Regions from separate parts of the Homo sapiens genome. Here region 1 is linked to region 2. Evidence: read pairs that join two places in POLR2A ChIA-PET (ENCODE). Cell type or tissue: endothelial cell of umbilical vein. All regions are shown on one strand. Each heading gives the region's core, and the rest is flanking DNA. Links, peaks and the distances in the headings are about the cores only. Region 1 overlaps KCNIP4 (potassium voltage-gated channel interacting protein 4). Region 2 overlaps KCNIP4 (potassium voltage-gated channel interacting protein 4).

Evidence for each region. Peaks named below come from ENCODE experiments on the same cell type or tissue, not always from the same donor. Only the 100,000 strongest peaks of a DNase experiment are listed, where the experiment ranks them.
Region 1: POLR2A ChIA-PET joins it to region 2 with 5 read pairs; 2 of 35 experiments call an interaction of 5 or more read pairs at or near these places.

Annotation. Positions count from the first base shown.
Region 1 is chr4:20,773,427-20,783,320 of GRCh38, reverse strand. All of the region lies in intron 3 of KCNIP4 (potassium voltage-gated channel interacting protein 4), which reads left to right. Among named protein-coding and RNA genes, the nearest start is that of PACRGL, 78 kb to the right of the region's middle. In endothelial cell of umbilical vein, for the core only: no CTCF peak of the experiment used is centred there; a DNase peak (open chromatin) is centred at 4,260; H3K27ac peaks cover 2,613 bases.
Region 2 is chr4:21,147,832-21,157,725 of GRCh38, reverse strand. The region is part of intron 1 of KCNIP4 (potassium voltage-gated channel interacting protein 4); the gene reads left to right. Among named protein-coding and RNA genes, the nearest start is that of MIR7978, 310 kb to the left of the region's middle. In endothelial cell of umbilical vein, for the core only: no CTCF peak of the experiment used is centred there; no DNase peak of the experiment used is centred there.

The DNA.
Region 1 (9,894 bases), core at 2,115-7,114, 370 kb after region 2:
TGGGATGTTGCTGAAAAGATACCTGAAAATGTGGAAGTGACGTAGGAACTGGGTAACAGGCAGAGGTTGGAACAGCTTGGAGGGCTCAGAAGATGACAGGAAAATGTGGAAAAGTTTGGAGATCCCTAGAGACTTGTTGAATGGCTTTGCCCAAAATGCTAATAGTGATATGGACAATAAGGTCCAGTCTGAGGTGTTCTCAGAAGGAGATGAGGAACTTGTTGGGAACTAGAGCAAAGGTGACTCTTGTTATGTTTTAACAAAGAGACTTGTGGCATTTTGCTTCTGCTGCAGAGATTTGTGGAACTTTGAGCTTGAGAGAGATGATTTAGGGTATCTGGCAGAAGAAATTTCTAAGAAGCAATGCATTCAAGAGGTGACTTGGGTGCTGTTAAAAGCATTCCATTTTAAAAGGGAAGCAGAGCATAAAAGTTTGGAAAATTTGCAGCCTGACAATGCTGTAGGAAAGAAAATCCCATTTTCTGAGCAGAAATTCAAGTCAGCTGCATATATTTGCATAAGTAATGAGGAGCTGAATGTTAATTCCCAAGACAATGGGGAAAGTGTCTCCAGGGTGTGTCAGAGACCTTTGCAGCAGCCTCTCCCATCACAGACTCAGAGGTATAGGAGGAAAAAAATGGTTTCGTTGGGAAGAGCCCAGGGTCCCCATGCTGTGTGTAGTCTAGGGACTTGGTGCCCTGCATCCCAGCTGCTCCAGCTGTGGCTGAAAGGGCCAATGTAGAGCTTGGGCCAAGGCTTCAGAGGGTGCAAGCCCTAAGCCCTGGCAGCTTCCATGTGGTGTTGAGCCTGCACAGAAGACAAGAATTTGGGTTTGGGAACCTCTGTCTAGATTTCAGAAGATGTATGGAAATGCCTGGATGTCCAGGCAGAAGTTTGCTGCAGAGGCAGGGCTCTCATGGAGAACATCTACTAGGGCAGTGCAGAAGGGATATGTGGGGTTGGAGCCCCTACACAGAGTCCCTACTGGGACACCACTTAGTGGAGCTGTGAGAAGAGGGCCACCATCCTCCAGACCCCAGCTGTAGGTAGATCCACCTACAGCTGGCACCATGTACCTGGAAAGGCTGCAGACACTCAGTGCCAGCCTGTGAAAGCAGCCTGGAGAGAGGCTGTACCCTGCAAAGCCACAGGGGCAGAGCTTCCCAAGACCATGGAAACCCACCTCTTGCATCAGCATGACCTGGATGTGACACCTGGAATAAAAGGACATCATTTTGGAGCTTTAAAATTTGACTGCCCTGCTGGATTTTGGACTTGCAAGGGCCCTGTGACCCCTTTGTTTTGGCCAATTTCTCCCATTTGGAATGGCTATATTTACCTAATACCTGTACTCCCATTGTATCTAGGAAGTAACTAGCTTGCTTGTGATTTTACAGGCTCATAGGCAGAAGGGACTTGCCTTTCCTCAGATGAGACTTTGGACTGTGGACTTTCGGATTAATTCTGAAATGAATTAAAACTTTGGGGGACTGTTAGGAAGGCATGATTGGTTTTGAAATGTGAGGACATGAGATTTGGAGGGGCCAGGGATTGAATGATATGGTTTGGCTCTGTGTCCCCACCCAAATCTCATCTTGAATTATACTCCCATAATTTGCACATGTTGTAGGAGGGACCCAATGGGAGATAATTTGAATCATGGGGTGGTTTTCCCCATACTGTTCTTGTGGTAGCGAATAAGTCTCATGAGATCTGATGGTTTTATCAGGTTTCATTCTTTCATCTTCCTCATTTTCTCTTGCTGCCACCATGTAAGAAGTGCCTTCTGCCTCCTGCCATGATTCTGAGGCCTCCCCAGCCATGTGGAACTGTACGTCCAATTAAACCTCTTTTTCTTCCCAGTCTTGGGTATGTCTTTATCAGCAGCGGGAAAATGGACTGATATACCAACATTTGCTTCTCAAAGAAATTCATCATATAATTGTTACTTTGCAACTTGAAATCAGTTCAAATTGTTCATCTCATTTATTTGTACCTGGCTTACAGTAGGGATTTAATAGAGATCTAGTGAATAGATTTGCTTCAAATGGGCAAAAATAACAGTGAAATTAAATCTTGAAAATTCTAATGTGTTTGCAGATTAATTTGGTTTTCTTCTTTTTTTATTTTTTGCACCATTTCATCTTCCGACTGGTCTTTAAAATAATGCTCTACAGCTCACATCCTTCTGATTGTGAAGATAAAGTTTGTAAAATAAACCAATATATCCTTTCTTGTAGCTGGGGTTAGATAGTAAAACAATAACAAAGAAAAATAGGAACTCTCTCATTTATGTGGTGGTTATCTCCCAAAGCACTGAAATACCATCCAGAGAAACTACGAGGCTACATTGATTCCTTTGTAGCCACCCTGTAAAGAACAAAGAGCAAGAAAATAATACTATTCTGGTATAAATTAGGATATTTTTGAGTACATGTAACAAAAACCCATTCAAAGTATCTTAAGTTAAAGGTTTATTGACTCACATATCTAAGATAGGAATACTTACAGCATCAGGCATGGCTGGATCAAGGCTCCAACAGTGTATCAGGATGCTGTCTCTTTTACTCACCTTTTCTCCGTGCTAATAACTCCAGCAAGGCAGGAACTAGTTTTAGTCACATGACACTGAACCAATCATTTTGGCCTGGGGGATGGAGAACTGTTCCTGGAAAAGCCTGCATCATTTGACCTAGCCCTGTGGCCCATGGAAATGGGATTAAAAGCCTCACCAGCATCATGTTAAATGGGGTATTGGCAGTTCCTGAAGTAAGAAAATTGTCTAACAGAGCTGAGTCACAGAGAACCAGAATCAGGGCGTCTCATGTTATTACTGGGAGAGTTTCTGTATCATACTCATTCCAGACTTTGATCGCTGACTTTAAAATCTTTGTTCATTGGCTTGACAGTAATATCCATGGAGTTGACCTGCCTACCAGCCACTCACCTGAGCTTCAGTGTTTTTTGACTCTTTAAATGCCATTATTTTCTTTTCCATTCCACTTTTCACTCTGATGGATATCACTTGGACTTTATTATTACCTGAAACTACTTAATTCCTGACATCCTAAATGATGGTCTCACCCTTTTGACCACAACCTTATATCCATTCAACTGTCTTAAGCCCTCAATCTCACTACATTCTGCTCATTGATTCTGCAAGCAAGACCTTTGGGATCACCAGCCCTTCTTAGTCTCACAAGTTCCATACTAATCTGCACTATATGGTTGATTTCCTGAAATACCCTTGAACATCCCTACTTCCTTATCCATGTCCTACAATCATGCATGTATTAGTTTCCTAATGCAGCTGTAGCAACATACTACAAACTGAAAGGCTTAAAACAACAAAAATTTACTCTCTTACTGTCTAGAGGTCGAAAGTCTGAAATTAATATCACTGAGCCAAAATCAAGGTGTTAGCAGGGCCATGCTCCCTTGAGAAATTCTGGGGGAGAATCTTTTCCTTCCTCTTCTGGCAGCTGTCACCATTCCTTGGCTTGTGGCTGCACCACTGTAATTTTCAAGGTCAACATCTTCAAATGTCTCTCTGGTCCATCATCATATCCCTTCCTCCTCTGTATGTATGTCACATCTCTCTGCCTCTCTCCTGTAAGGACAATTGGGATAGCCTAAAAGGCCCACTTGGATAATCCAGGATAATCTCTCCTTATAGAGATCCTTAAACTAATTATACCTGAAATTTTTTTTGTTTTCATTTCTTTTTTGTGTGGGGGGGGGGGGTTGTGGGGCAGGGGGGACTTGTAAGGTAGGTTCCAGAGATTAGGTTATCAATATATTTTGAGAAGCCAGTTTCCAACCTGTCACATACCTATATGGCTCTGGGGTCACCGAACTCTAGGGTCAGAGAATGATTTGTCTTCCACTTCTCTATTACTTGCTGGGGAAAACCAAACAAAAATCCAGATATGAGAGTCACTACTAATTAGCAATTTTTACACTCAGCTTGATAATCTTGTCTCTTTTTCATGATCTAGTGTCTCCTCATCTATTTACAGTAACATGCCTATACATCCTTACAGCTCTTCTGATTCCAGCAGTAAATGTACCTACAGAACTGTCTCATTTTCTCACGGGACAGAGGAATTTGATCTGTATTATTCAATCAAAACCACAGTGCTTAATTAACTCCTAGAAGGAAGTCCAGTGTATAGCTGGCACCTGTTTGGTATTTATTTGCTGACTTATTCTTCCTGTATAAAAGAAAAGAATGTTCCATTTCCCTAGTGTTTTCAATCCCACTTCCTATGATATCTTGATTCCTCTTTATAATTTATCTGCCTCCCTCCCTTCCTCCTCCTCCCTGTCTCTTCCTCTTTTCCTAGCTGCCTCCTTACATATTGTAATGCTAGTCAAGTCTCATTCACCCTTAAAAAATGCATTAGAAGACATACTCATTCCAAATCAGCAATAACAACAACTTTTACATGCACACACAGCTCTCTCTAACTATTGGCAAGTCTCATTCTTATACTCTTACATAAAATTCCTAAAACAGCTGTCTAAGTTCAGTCTATATAACCCCTCATCTGCATTTATTTCTTAACTCTTGGCTTCTGCCTCTACCATGTCATTTAAATTGTTCTTTCATAGGTCAAGACCACCTTTATTTTCCATGGCTACCAATATTTTTAAATTAAACTTGTTATTTTGAGATAACAATAGGTTGCCATGCAATAGTAAGAAATAGTCCAAGGAGGTCACCAGGTACCATTTCCCCCAGTAGTATCATCTTGTAAAGCTGCAGTACAATATTAAATCAGGTTACTCACATTGATGTAATCCACTGATCTTATTCAGATTTCCCCAGTTTTCCTTGTACTGATTTGTGTGTGTGTCAAAACTACATTTCATTTGCAAATCCACTGAATAGTTTCCAATCTTGACATCTATGAATTGCTTGATTTAAATTCAATAAATATATTTAATTCTAACTATGAGTTAAGAATTTAAGGTTCTACAAATATTGGTCAATGTTATGGTTGTATTAACTCTATGGGGTAAGTATACTATTAGTCCCATTTTACAGATAAGGCAAGTGAGGCACAAGTAAATTAATAAACTGGCACAAAGAATTTAAGAAACACAGCTAGTGTGAGTAGTGGAGACTAGATGCAAGCCTACACAGCCTGTTTCAGAGTCTATGCTACTAACACTTTCTCCTGTGACTTCTCTGGACCTAACTGAAGTCTCTGCTGAGTTTGGGAGTGGAGGCCTTGAGTTACTTGAATGCCTCTTCTTCCTTGGTTCCTTTGATATAATCTACGGCTTCTCCTTGTACCTCTCTGTCTACTTTATCCTGGTCTTCATGGACTGCTTATCCCATTCCTGTTTTTTAAATGTAGCTTCCCACCAAGGCTGTGCATTCAGCTCCCTGGTTTTCTTCATTAGGTATTTTCCTTGGGAGATCTCTATACCTATGTGCTAAAGGAGCACAAACTGATAGCTGTAAGCTTTGACCTCTGACCTGAGTTCCAAACTCCTTTCTAATTACTGGTTTCCCAACTTCTCTGGGATATCCCTCAGGAACGTCAAACTTCATGGTTTCATAAACTACACTAATTCATCTCTGCAATCTACAACCTCCACTTTTTCTCTGTAATCTACAACCTCCACTGTCACAAATTACCATAAACTGGGTGGCTTATAGACAACAGAAATTTATTTCTTACATTTCTGGAGGATGGGAAGTCCAGGATCGAGGTGCTGACAGATTTGGTTACTGGTAAAGTCCCTCTTCCTGGTTCATGGAAGACCATATTTCCATTATGTCACTAGGGCTTGGCGGAGGAGGCACAGCAGCTCTTTGGGCCTCTTTTATAAGAACATTAATCCTATTCATTAAAAACTTAAGTCTTATGACCTAATCACCTCCTGATACAGTTAGGCTTTCTGTCCCTTCCCAAATCTCATCTTGAATTGTAGTTCCCATAATCCCCATGTGTTCTGGGAAGGATCCAGTGGGAGGTAATTGAATCATGGGGGCAGTTGCCCCCATGCTATTCTCATGATAGTGAGTGAGTTCTCACAAGAGCTGATGGTTTTATAAGGGGCTTTCCCCCTTCACCTGGCACTTCTCCTTTCTGCTGCCATGTGAAGAAGGACATGTTTTCTTCCCTTTCTGCCCTAAGTTTTCTGAGGCGTCTATAGCCCTGTGGAACTATGAGTCAATTAAACCTCTTTTCTTTATAAATTACCCATTCTTGAACAGTTCTTTATAGCAGCCTGAGAATGAACTAACACACCTCCCAAAGACCCCGCCTCCCAATATGATCATAATGGAGATTAGGTTTCAACATATGAATTTGGAGGCCACACACACTTTCAGTCTATAGCATAAAACATTTCCCCAAAGAAGATCCATTTTTTTTGCCTGTGTTTTGATCTAAAGTAATCATGCCTTCATCTATTCATAATTACCCTATAATGGTCACAAAATGGAGAAATAGTTATACATGTAATAACTGTGCTCCTATGTATTAACATATAATCTACAGTAATATTTGGTTCATTGTTGATTCTGAACTGATGAGCTAGATTTGTTAAGCTGACACAAATATGTCATAAAATGGACAGTGCCTGGCACAGTGGCATAAAATGGAAAAAAATAAAACATAATTATGGTAGAATTAAATAATTTCCTAACGGTAGAATTAGGGAAATCATTCTTAAAGAAGGAGATATTAGTTGTTGGAATTAAAGTCTAACTAGAAACAATTAATAAAATATAGCATTCTAATTCTTTCAGAAAATCATCTATTTTCATATGAGCATTGTAAGTACTGGAGGGATTGCTCCTTATCTTCCTCAGTATGTTGGTCTATAGTACAATTTTGAGAGGTTGTACAGAGAATAAACCACCCCAGACTTCTCATCTCCCAGCAAAGATAACAAGAAACCGAAAGTAGAGCTCCTATTATTTAAATCCAAATATTAATCTCCTTCTGGGATGCATTAAGGTTAACAACTGGTAAACCAGGAAATGAAAATATCTGTGAGATACTAGAAAAAAACAAAAACATGCATTGTTTTTCCTTCCTTACGGGGCAAAAACATAAAACTTTTAGCTTTATGCCTCACTAGAGAGAATAAGAATTGTTACCATAAGCTCATATAAGTTTTGAAGAGAATCCCTTGCTGATTGAAATAATACCTTCATAATATTTGCAAATAAATGTCTAGACTATCCATGAGCTCTAAAAATGAAAAATGTGCAGATGGAAATGAAAAGTGAATGTGGTAGAATTGTTGGGATTTGAAGCTCTTTTATATGCCTGGAATTTCTGGACCTTTATCAGAAGACAACATTTGTATATATTAAATAGATAAATATGCAATATATTAAAACAGGTAAACAGAAAGGAATAAGAGTTAGACTGCCTCAGTTTCAGGGTAAACATAGCCATGTGGGGTTTAGATACACCTAATAGCTGGGAGTCTTTCTGCCCTCCTGAAGGATACTTAGCCCCTAAGATAATATAATGGAGACTTATTAGCACTTTCAGTAGTACAGAGATTTATTCTAACCATCTGTACCATGTGCAAGAATATACTGTAAAAACAATCATCATTATTCTTTTTAATTATTTATTTTGAAGACAGTCTCTCTCTGTTGCCCAGGCTAGAGTGCAGCAGCAATCATAGCTCACTGCAGCCTCAAACTCTTGGGCTCAAGCAATCCTCCCACCTCAGCCTCCTGAGTAGCTAGGACAAAAGGTGTATGCCACCACTCCTGGCTAACTTTTTTTTTTTTTTTTTTTTTTAAGAAACTGAGTCTCACTATATTGCCCAGGATGGCCTTGGACTCCTGGCCTCAAGCAATCCTCCTGCCTTGTTTTTCCAAAGTGCTGGGATTACAGGCATGAACCACTGTGTCTGGCCTGGACTCGTTATTATTAATCATTAGCAAAAGCAAAGAAACATGCAGAAGTAACTCCTACATACAAGTTCATAATCTTGAGTTATTTACATTGCAATCCATGGCAATGTGAGTTTATTCTGTGTGCTTGCTTGCTTGCTTTTATTTACTTTTAATTTTTGGAGATAGGAGCACAAGATTTTAATCGCCATATATGTTGAAACTATTGTTCCCTTGAAATAAATTCATATGCACAAAGAACATAATAGCTCATCAGTGGAGAGATTCTATAAAGGCAAGACCATGTCTGCTTTTCCCCTTTTGTTTGTTCAGTTTATAACAGAGAGCCTGATACACAGTAGACGCTAAATAATTACGTATTGAATAAATAATAAACCAGAGGTAAAAATTCAACTCTGGTAGAGTAAACAGAAAAGAGAGGGATGCTGAGTGTTTAGAATGCGATTGGGATTGTGCTGGGCACTTGATGTAAATCATCTCTTAATTCTCTCCAGAGCTCTGAAAAACAGGTATATGATACCTATCTTGTGAATGGCAAAGACCTTGATTCTTAATGTAACTAGCAGGCCCCAAATTAACCAACCTTGTCTCAGACCACACTCCCCAGGCACATTTGCCATCTCTTTAGTCATTGATCACATCACAGGTTTTTGTACACAGGGTTCCTTTGCCTCTTCCCCAGCAATATCTCCTGCTAGTTTTTACTTATCCTTCAGGTCCCTCTTTAAATGTCACATCCTCAGGGAAGTCTTCCCTATAAATTAGACCTTCCATACTTGGTTTGTAGCACTTATCGCAACTGTAACTGAATGGTTATTTACACAGAACTTTGTTTTATGTGTGACTTCTCTGATAGTCATCAAACTCCAGGAGGGACTTCATCTGTCTTGATTGTTTTAGCTCCATTTCTTCTTACACTCTCTGACATATAATATGCTTTCAAAAACATGTCCTGCATTAATTAATTATGATAAAATCCAGCTTGAAGAAGTTTAGTAACTTATTCAAAGTTCCAGGCTAGTAAGTGATATGAGTGGCTCATAAGGAAGGGGCTGTTAGATTCTAAAAGCTACAAAACTGAGAGTAATAACTAAGGAAGTGGAACACTGGTGTGATATTCTGAAAATCCTCTGAAATTAAATAAGCAGATGGTATTTAACAAGGATAAACATAATATCCCATATTACATGAAAACATGACAAAAGCTAACAGGTTCAGAACGAGCATCATTGTAGAAATAATTTCCTCCATGGGGAATGTGTACTGGGTGTTTATACATCCAGGCACGACGCTAGACATTGTGCATGGGTTATCTTTATTTAAGCCTCATAATAACCTCCAGATAGGGTAGTATCATTATTTTCATCTTAAAGGTTTAAAATGTTCCCCTGTTAAACAGCAAAGCAGGCTCAAGCAGCTTTGACTCCAGAGCCCACATACACTTAACAATTTCAGAAGGTTTTCAGACTCAAGCTTTGGAACTTTAGTGGCGTTGTCTTGCTTATTTGTTTTCTAAGATCTACAAGTTTTTGGTGACTAAATTAAAGGTGGCCCAACTGCCAAAAAAGTGATTGTGAATTCAGACTGACGTACACCAAATGTAATATCCAAAATGGAGATCAGAGTCTCTGGGCCCCATTCCCAGAAATAGTTAATTTTTTAAATTATCTAATGTAGGAATGAGGCTGTCACCGTTCATAAAAAGGAAATAGCCTTCTTGAAAGAAATTTACCCAGACAGGCACCAAGCTTAGGAAAAGAACAATCCCTTAAGAAAAAGAACTGGAAATCGCTTTTCTAGCTATCATGGAGGACACTACTGCCCCCTTGTGCCTCATTATGATGATACAACCCTAAGAATGTTTGGTCCAACTCACGCTGAGCGCCGTCTGAGCTCCAGAGAGCCCTCGGAAGCGTTCTGCCCCAGCTTGCTCAGAGTCAACAGGCCCGGGAGTTTCCTTTTGGGTCATTTTGCCTGGCATGGAGAGGAGACAG
Region 2 (9,894 bases), core at 1,885-6,884:
TTTTGCTATCGAACATAGATATTTAGTGATTCAATTTCTGTGTACATATTGCATTAGTAGAATCCTGCTATTTTGATATCATGTGTTTTTATTTTTTATTTAAAATATTTTCCAATCTCATTTTGCATTCTTCCTTGTCTCATAATTGCTTGGGCAATTGTAGGGCTCATCTCATTCATTCCAGGTATCTCCGAGATCACTATCTATTTTACCTAATGGCCAGTGTTTCCTAAACTATTGTCTAATATATTTTGCCTGTTTGGTTGTTGTTGTTTCGGATGGGAATGTAAATCTTGTCCCTGTTACTCCATCTTGATCAGAATTGAAAGTGCCTTAATATTGGTTTCTTTTATTATGAACTGTTAGAAAGAAAAAAAAAAAAGAATACATTGAATGCAAATAGGTGAGGATTTTTGTCTGTTTTGTTTATTGTATCTTTGGAGCCTCAACAATGTCTGGCATGCATTATAGTAGACATTTAAATACATAGTTCTTGATTGAATTAAATTACTGTCTATGTGTACTGAGTGATTTATTAAGATTTCCAGCATTATTTCTAATATTTAGAATTATCCTAAAAAGCTGGTGATGTTAACTGTCTTTTGCAGAGAGTAAAACGAAGCCTCAGCGAGGTTACATGTCTTACTCAAGGCCGAAGAGGTCATGTTCTGATCCAAGCAGTTCTGATTACTCAGCCTTCATACTTTCCCCTAAGCCATATTATTGTGCCAATGAGAAAAGCTTGGGGGGAATTATCAGTTAAACTTGGAACAAAATATTTAAATCCTAGATCATTGAATTCCTTAAAGCAAATGCCATTTTTAATGTAGAATGCATATTACCCATTAGTAATGCATATTACCTTATTAGTTGGCTATGGGGCTTTGTGAACATGAACAACACACCTCAAAATATAGGAGTTTAGAATTTCTTCCTAGTTTATTAAAAAAAACAGTATCACCACTTTTACAAATTTATATAAAAAGATGATGATATTGGGCAATGGTTAAGAACATGGGCTCTGAAATTGAATATTTCAAATGCTAATCACAGCTCTATTACTTAGTGTCTTAGGCAGATCTTCCCAAGTCTTATTTCTGTTTGTATAAATGGTAATGTTAATAACACCTACTGTGTTAGTTACAGTAGGCCAGCCTTGGCTCAAAAATCTCAGTGGCTTAAGGGAATTAATGTATATTTCTCATGTATGTCACAGTTTTACATGTGTTAGGTGGCTCTCATGCATAGCTCTTTCCGTGCATTGACTCTGGGATCCTGGGTGTCTCCAAATAATTGTTTCATGATCCCCTAGAATCTCTTTGAGCAGAGAAAGACAGTTTAGAGCATCTCTTGCACTTTCATAACCATTTTAGCCCTGAAGCTATTAACAACATTCCTGTTCACATTCATTGGTAAAATCCAGTCATGAGCATTCACCAAAATGGTGTGGATACAGGGAAATGCAGTTCCTGGCTAGACAGCTTCTTCCAAGCAACCGTTTCACAATATTGAAGGTGAAGCTGACTGTGTACAGCTGCCATCTAATAGGATTCTTATGAAGACAACACAGAATCTATGTAGTCTGTAACATCTGTCAAATACCATGCTCTTAAAAATTGTGAGTTATTATTATTATTACTTAATCAATATATTGACCTGAATAAATTCAAGAATCTTTAGCTACAACTGGGGTTCTGTGCTTACCTATTTATTGAAAGAGATTAGGAAACTCAGCTAAGTGGTATAAAGTTGTGTCCAATGACAATTTTTCGAGGGTTGAAGCATGAATTGTTCTGTTGAAATAAGTGTACAATATAGAAAATAATAGATAGATAAGCAAGGGAGCAAAAATAGTTATAAACATTATAAGAGCAGAAATTTATTACCTGCAGATATAGCCAACTCTTCCCTCCTCTGCCAACGTTTACATGCATTTATCTAACAAATGCTAGTCCACTCATTCTGCCCCTACCTGGTAACATCTCTCAGAATCAACTTTTTCTTTCTATTGTCATTTCAAACTTTTGAGATTCAGCCCTCCAGGATCACCAGCATAGAGCTTCCGTGTTCCAGTCCAGACTATATTACTGACAAGTGACTCCTTCCGAATGATGGCTTTCTTATGCCCTCACTAGGATTAAGAACGTCCAATAGCTCTTTATTAACTAATGAATCAAGTTCAAACTGCTCCTCCTCACTCCCAGGACTGCAATCAACTAGCTTCACCTGACATATCAATGGAATAATATTTATCAAAACGTCTTTCCATACCCTCCAGAGAAGATTCTTCACTTCAACCTTCTCTTGTAAATATGCCCTTGAAATTTTCTCCTATTTACATGCTTTTGTATTTATAGTATTTCTCCTTAAAATAATGTCTTCTAAGGTTCCTTGGCAGAGGCAATATGTACATTTCCTTCGAAGGCCATTTATCAGTTAGGATTCATTTATCTGCACATAATAGAAAACACAAAGTAACAGTAGCTTAAACCGATGGATATTAATTTCTCTCTCATAAAGGAAGTCTGGAGGTACGCAAAATAGGGCTGGCATGCCAGCTCTGCTGTCATGAGGCACTCTCTAATCTTTCTCTCCCACCATCCTACAGTAAGGTGACTCAGTAAATTAGGACTCACAGGCATATCTGGCCCAGACTGCATTTGTAGGGACTGCAAAATTAAAAATTTTATTTTTCTTTTTAAAGGAGTATATAAAAAGAAGATCAAGCAAAAATAGAAAAATATGAAAGAGAGCAAGTGTGGGCTATAAAGCCTAAAATATTTATTTTGTCGGTTACAGAAAGTTTGGAAACCCCTGTCCTAGAACATAGCTTTTACTCACAAGTTCAGCTCATGGTCAAACACAGCTGTTGGAGCTCCAGCCATTATGCTTACATTCCAGGTAGCAGAAAGACAAAAAGAGGAAAAGTCAAGGAGGGCATGACTCTCAGCTGAAGGAGTTCCATTTAAAGAGCTTTGGTAAAGTCCCACACATCACTTCTAACATACCATAGATTAAATTTTCCCAGAGGACTAGATTCAGCTGTATCATATTGGGAAATATGGAATATTTAATTGGGAAGATTATCACTTTTAATATAAATGGTGGTTTATTATAAACAAAGATGGATGTTGCATAGGCAAGTGTTCATCTCCATTGCAGATCTGATAATGGCACATTTAAGCTCTTTAGGTCACTGTTCCAACATGAATGAAATGAGAATCCTAGCAATAGAGGATGACACAGGGGTTGTGCAATGAAAATGTGCTATAACATAAGAGCTGGGCATGATTCAGAAATGGGTTGAAGATACAATAAATAATGACCATTCAGCATATACTCTGGGAATCGTTTTACCTTAAGTTTCTGTGGGGGATTTAGTTTTTAATATTTTATTTTTATGAATACATAATAGTTATACATATTTGTGTCATTTATGTGATATCTTGATACAAGCATACAATGTGTGATGATCCAATCTGGGTAACTGGGGTATCCATCATGTAAACCATTTATCACTTAGTGGTGAACTGAGAATTGATATTAGAATTGGCTACATAGAAGTCATGTTTGATCTTGACAAAGAAAATTTTAGTATATATAAGGGCAAACAACTTGATTGCAATAAATTCGAAGAATAATGGAGATGATGCAATTCATCATCACAGCAATAGGATAATTTCTTTTTTTTGTACTGCAAGCCAGTCAATGTATTTCTTACCTTTTTTTTCCATTTTTTTTTTAACTACTAACTGGCCCTTCAATTTGGTGACCAGTGTAAATCCTTGAGTTACGGTGTGGGTGTTTGGCTGTAAGTCTCTGATACTTAGAGCACTACCTGACCACCCATGGTGGGTACTGAGTGGATATACCTGATGAAAGAACTCATGATGTGTGATTTTGTACCTTTGGCTTTTTGTAGTCATGTTTACATGACTGAGTGCTCAAGGAGCTGTACTTTTAGCTCCCAAGAGGTGGTAAAATATGTGTTTCTAAGCTCTTTTTGAATCTGGGGTTTTCCCAGAATTCCAAAGGTTCTAGGAAGCCAGATTCAAGATAAGCAAAATATAGATGGATTTATGATTTGCATGTTGTTGTCCAGACAATGGGATAATTTGTTTAGTATATAGAGAGCTATAAGAAATTGAGAAGAACCAACAATTCATAGAAAAGCAAGTAAAGCATATATATATATATATATATATATATACACACACACATATATATATAAATATACACATATATATGTATATATATAAAGAGAGAGAGAGAGAGAGGGACAGAGAGAGAATTAACAAAGAAATACTAATGCCCTTTAACCACATAGAAAAAGTGCTCAATGTCATTCATAATAGAAATGCAAATTAAAATAACACTGAAAATACAATTTTTGTCATCTATCTATACAAAATATGAAAATACACTCAGCTGGCAAGGTTTCAGGAAAATAAATACTTTTATATGTTGCTTTGTGACATTTGAAAATGGTGCAACTCCTACGGAAGGAAATTTGGCAGTATTGTATGAAATAAATTATAGATGTATTTACCCTTTGAGCCAACAATTCTACTACTAGGAGTCTAGCCTGTGCATACACCTGTGCAAATATCAAATGCCATGTGTTTAAGGAGTTAATTAGGATATTGTTTGTAATGGCAACAACCCAATGTCCAGCAAGTAAGGAATAGTTGAATCAATGATGACCATTCACAGCCATTGTAAAATTAAAGAATGAAGAACTTCTTTAAATTAGTGGTCCCCAACCCTTTTGGCACCAGGGACCAGTTTTGTGGAAAAGACAATTTTTCCACAGACAGGGTTGGGGGGTGGGGATTGTTTCGAGAGGAAACTGTTCGACCTCAGATCATCAGGGAATACCCAACATAGATCCCACGCATGCGTAGTTCACAATAGGCTTCGCTCTTGTATGAGAATCTAATGCCGCGGCTCATCTGACAAGAGGCGGAGCTCAGGTGATAATAATCACCGCTGGCTTTTGCTCATTTCCACCTGTGCAGCCCAGTTCCTAACAGGCCACGGACCAGGACCTGTCAGTCTGTGGCCTGGGGATTGGGGACTCATTCTTTAAATAATGACAGTGGGAAAATCTCCTGGGTATATCTGAGTAAAAACAAACAAACTGCAGACAAGCCTATACAGTATATTGATGTCTGCATTAGAAAAGTGGAAAGAATTAGAAATTAGAAACCAAAAAAAAAAAATGGCTTGTATTATGAGTTTGGTGGGGCAGTGATAGAAGCAAGACTTCCTTTGCTTTCCTATGTTGTTTGAGTTTTGTATAATGATCTTATTTATTTTTAAAAAATGAGAGAATGGAAGAAAAGAAGTTAGAGATAGTGAATATAGACACATTAGATGAGTGGCTCTAATGAAAAGTGAAGAAATTAGACAGTAAGTTAGAAGGGGATGTAGGGTCAACAGTTTCCTAAATTTTATTTTATTTATTTATTTTGAAACGGAGTCTAGCTTTGTCATCCAGGCTGGAGTGCAGTGGTGCTATCTGGGCTCACTGCAACCTCTGCCTCCCAGGTTCAAGCAATTCTCCTGCCTCAGCCTCCCAAGTAGCTGGGATTACAGGCATGTGCCACCATGCCTGGCTAATTTTTGTATTTTTAGTAGAGACAAGTTTTCACCATGTTGGTCAGGCTGGTCTCGAACTGCTGACCTCAAGTGATCTGCCCATCTCTGCCTCCAAAACTGCTAGGATTATAGGCATGAGCCACCGCACCCAGCCTATTTTGTTTTTATATTAATCTTCAATATAGAAGTATTTACAGTATTGTGCAGGCTGTTGGAACTGATCTAACAGAAAAGTGAAATTTGAGCATGGAGGAGAAAAAGGGCTAAGTCCCGACAATGTTGTCCCTGTGCAAGGAGAACTTTTCAGAGCCTATGCACAAGGCTAGAGGGTGTCCTTAGATAAAAGCCCATACCATTCAGTTCATTCACAGCAAGGAAGAAAAAGCAGTGATACAAGCACAGAGGGAGGGCTGTGGACTGAATCGTGCCCCTCAAAATTAATATGCTGAAGCCCTAATCCTCAATGTGATGATAGATGAGGCCTTTGGGAGATAATTTGTTTTAGATGGGCTCATGGAGGTGGGTCCCTTGTACAAGATTGGTCCCCCTATAAACCAAAGAGCTTGCTCTCTATCTCATCACCGTGTGAGGACACAGAGAGAAGACAGCCATCTGCAAAGCAGGAGAGGCCACACCAGATCTCACCCATGCTAGCACTCAGATGTTGGGCTTCTCAGGCTCCAGAACAGCAAAAAAAAAAAAAAAAAAAAAAAAAAAATTGTCTTTTGTTGAAGACATCCATTCTATGGTATTTAGTTAATGGCAGCCCAAGTAGACTAAGGGAGGTAAAGGCCTGATGTGATTGTGGGAAACTGTGGAAGTCATTAGTTACCATTGTAATTTTAATAAAATCATGATTTTCTTATACAGGTAGAGTTACTTAGGACTCGATTGATGATATCAGTGTCACTAGGATTTATGGCTAAAATCCACCTCCTATGACAAGCTACACTTAACTCTTGTGTGAAAGAACAAAGGTTTCTTTCACAAGTCTTCTAACACAGGTATTTCCTTTGGCAAACATTATTAATTTTAAGTTTACAGTCCATAGTCCTTAGAACTATTTAAATAAATCTTCTAATATTATAGAAAGGCTCTTTTTCCCTTCTAGCAAGTAGATTTTTAGACAGAAACAAAACTGAGTGATAACAAGATACAAAATGGGTTGAAAGATGTAACTTAAATGTTACTGTAACAAGGATGTAAATTTTATATTCATTAACTACTGTGTTGATTAACAAGAAATAATGGCCAACTTGAGTCCTTTCTTTTTTCAAAGCACCCAAGTCAGCAGATTGCCTTTATTTCAAACTTCTTCATTAGATGCATATTAAGACCGATAGTCTGAATTTAGGTCCATTTTTCTGCCAGGGCAGAATTACAGAATGTGGGGCTAGTAAATTTCTAATTTGATTCAATTAAGTTCTCATCAATTTCTTATTGTGTGGGTAACCACACACACAATTTTATACTCACAAATGGTCTTAGAGGAATAACCACTTGAGCCATGTTGATATTTCTTGCTCCCTTTATGCTTATAAACTCCTCCAATGCATACATGCAAACACACACATAATCACCCAACTCTATCACTCCCTCCTCTAAGACAGGGGTAATGTCTTTGACTAAGGTCTAAGTACTTGGTCTGTGTCCCCAGGTTGGAACCAGGTGAACTGAGATCACAGTCAGGGGAGCCATCCCAGAACATCAGAATCAATGGTGGCTTTGCAAGTGACCCAACATACTTGCTTTCCTAACTGGCCTCTCTGCCTCAGTCCTGCCTCCCTCTCAGCCATTGGTACAGTGTATCCAGATGACAAATGGAGCCAAGCATTACCCTCATTAACACTCCCATTATCCTTAAATCAGTCTCAAACTTTCTGGAGTTCTACATACCCTATGTGTTTGCTGGAACTCCATGCTCCTTTGAACTAGAAGATTGGCTCCAATCCCTGCACACTGCCCTGTGAAAAGTCTCATACCATCTCCAAGGGGTCTGCAAGTGCTAGAGTCATCCTCTCTTTGCTGAATAACATTTGACTCTACGTACTGACCGTGACAGGCAATTCTATCATTGCCCTGATATGACAACAGATATAGAACTTGTATTTCCACAAATAAAAACAAAACACTACAAATGCATTTCTCTCTTTTGTCTTTGTGGTAGCTAGTACTGAATATTATTAGGGTGTTATAAAAGGACATTTCCAACACAGTGAAACAAATAACTTAAAATCCATGTTTTTATAATTCCTTTGTCCTCCCTTTATAATTTTATTCCTGCTTTTTTATTTCCCCTTTTCTCATTTTTCCAGTGTCCCCAAACCATAGATCCCTGTTCATTTCCAATGCAGAGCAACTCATCGTCCTCTTTTCTTTACTTCATTATACTCTCCTTAGTCTTGCCTCTGGACTAAAAGTTAGGATATGTTCGTAACCAAAGCTTCCTTCCTAACAGGGATTCTGGGACTAATTACTAATACAGTATAATTTTTTCACCTCAACATTCTAAATTTTTTTTCTGGTCTCGCCTTATGTCAACCATGTCCTTTTTCAAAACTTAACATATTTGCTTTCACCAAATCAACTTCTCGGAACTCCTAGAATGGTCCTGCGTCTTCTCATTCTAGACTTCTGCAGACATTGCTGTCTCCCTGGAAGCTTTTTCACTTGAGACCCTTCTCTGTTCACCTAGATAACTCCTACTAATCTCTCAGGATTCAATTTAAAATTCATTTTCCAGGAGCCACAAGATGGGTCCTAAAGCTCCAGTTATGTGGTTTTTGGAGCTATTGAAAACAGAGAGTTTTCAATATTTAATTCCCACTTCCTAGGACAAACTTTGCACATAGGAGTATTTTAACAAACAGTTAAATGCATAAATGCATGAAGGAAGAAAGAATATCAGGGTTTTGCTAAATTGTTTATCCCAAAACTATAAAACCCTCTCTAATTCACAGCCAAAGTCTTTGATCAAACCAGATCTTTCTCTTCATATAATCTTCTTAGCCTTTTTCTGCATTTAGGCTTTTGAGAACATTTCAAATTTAGGGACCAAGAAATAATTATTATATAGATTGCACACTTATGTAATTCCTCCTAAGCAAAATATTTTGGTTCAAATAAAGCTACTGGGAAAGATATTTCTAAGCTAGCAATTTATCTTTTAATGCTGTATACTCAAAGCCAATTTAATTCACATTTTCTTTTACTGTACCTAAATTTGACATGTTAAAGGCAGCACAGTTTTTCATTCAGCAAAGTTTTAGTGTTCATCAAAACAGATTGATCATTCATATTGCCACTCAGAGATAAATAAAATGATTTGGCAAATTGAATTGTGCTGTCCTTTTCAGTAGGGATAAATTGTTATTTGCTGTGATTTGTCACTTTACTTGGCCTTTCTTAATGTTGTTTACTTCAGCTTTTTTTTTTTTCTTCTGTAGTATCACAGTTGGAATTTGGTCCAGTTCTTTTTTAAGAATAATATTTTTTGAACTGATACAGGAAAAACAATGAATAATGCATCTTGACAGTGGAATTTCACTTCTTATATTTAAATATTTTTTAAATTAATAAAATAATTAGCATTTGGTAAAGGTATTATATGTCAGAACGGTGTAAGCATGCCTTGACATTGGATAAACGTAACTATCATCATTGGATGCGTAAACATTATGTAGGTGGATGAGAAGTGTGGCGTTAATTTAGTCACCCAAATATGGTTTTAGTAGTGTCAGTATTCCATATTCCAGATTATTAACTCCATTACTCACCTTGCTGTCTGTCCAGTATCTTAGCAATTGCTGACTCCAGCATCCTCTGTTTTTTGTTCTCTGAAGGTTGTTATTTTGGTATAGATTGTTCTTTATAATATACAATGTCATAAAGCATATAGTTCCTTAGCCTAAAGGCAAAGAGTAGAATTCAATAAATATGAACATTGTCATAGATTTAAGCTACTGAGCGAAAATCATTACATCAAAGGTTAAGCCATTAGGCAGCAGTTTCCTGATTTTCATAACATGAAGAGATTCACTGAGTATTCATTGAGTAGTCTTTGGTCTATGATTTGGAGGGGAAAATGCCCAGAATTCATAAAAATAGTACTTGATTTTTTTAATTCCTCTTACTATTATTCCCAAAGTACTTGAACTTTTTTTCTTTTTTTTTTTTTTTTTTTTTGAGACGGAGTTTCACTTTTGTTGTCCAGGCTGGAGTGTAGTGGCGTGATCTTGGCTCACTGCAACATCTGCTTCCCAGGTTCAAGCAATTCTCCCACATCAGCCTCCC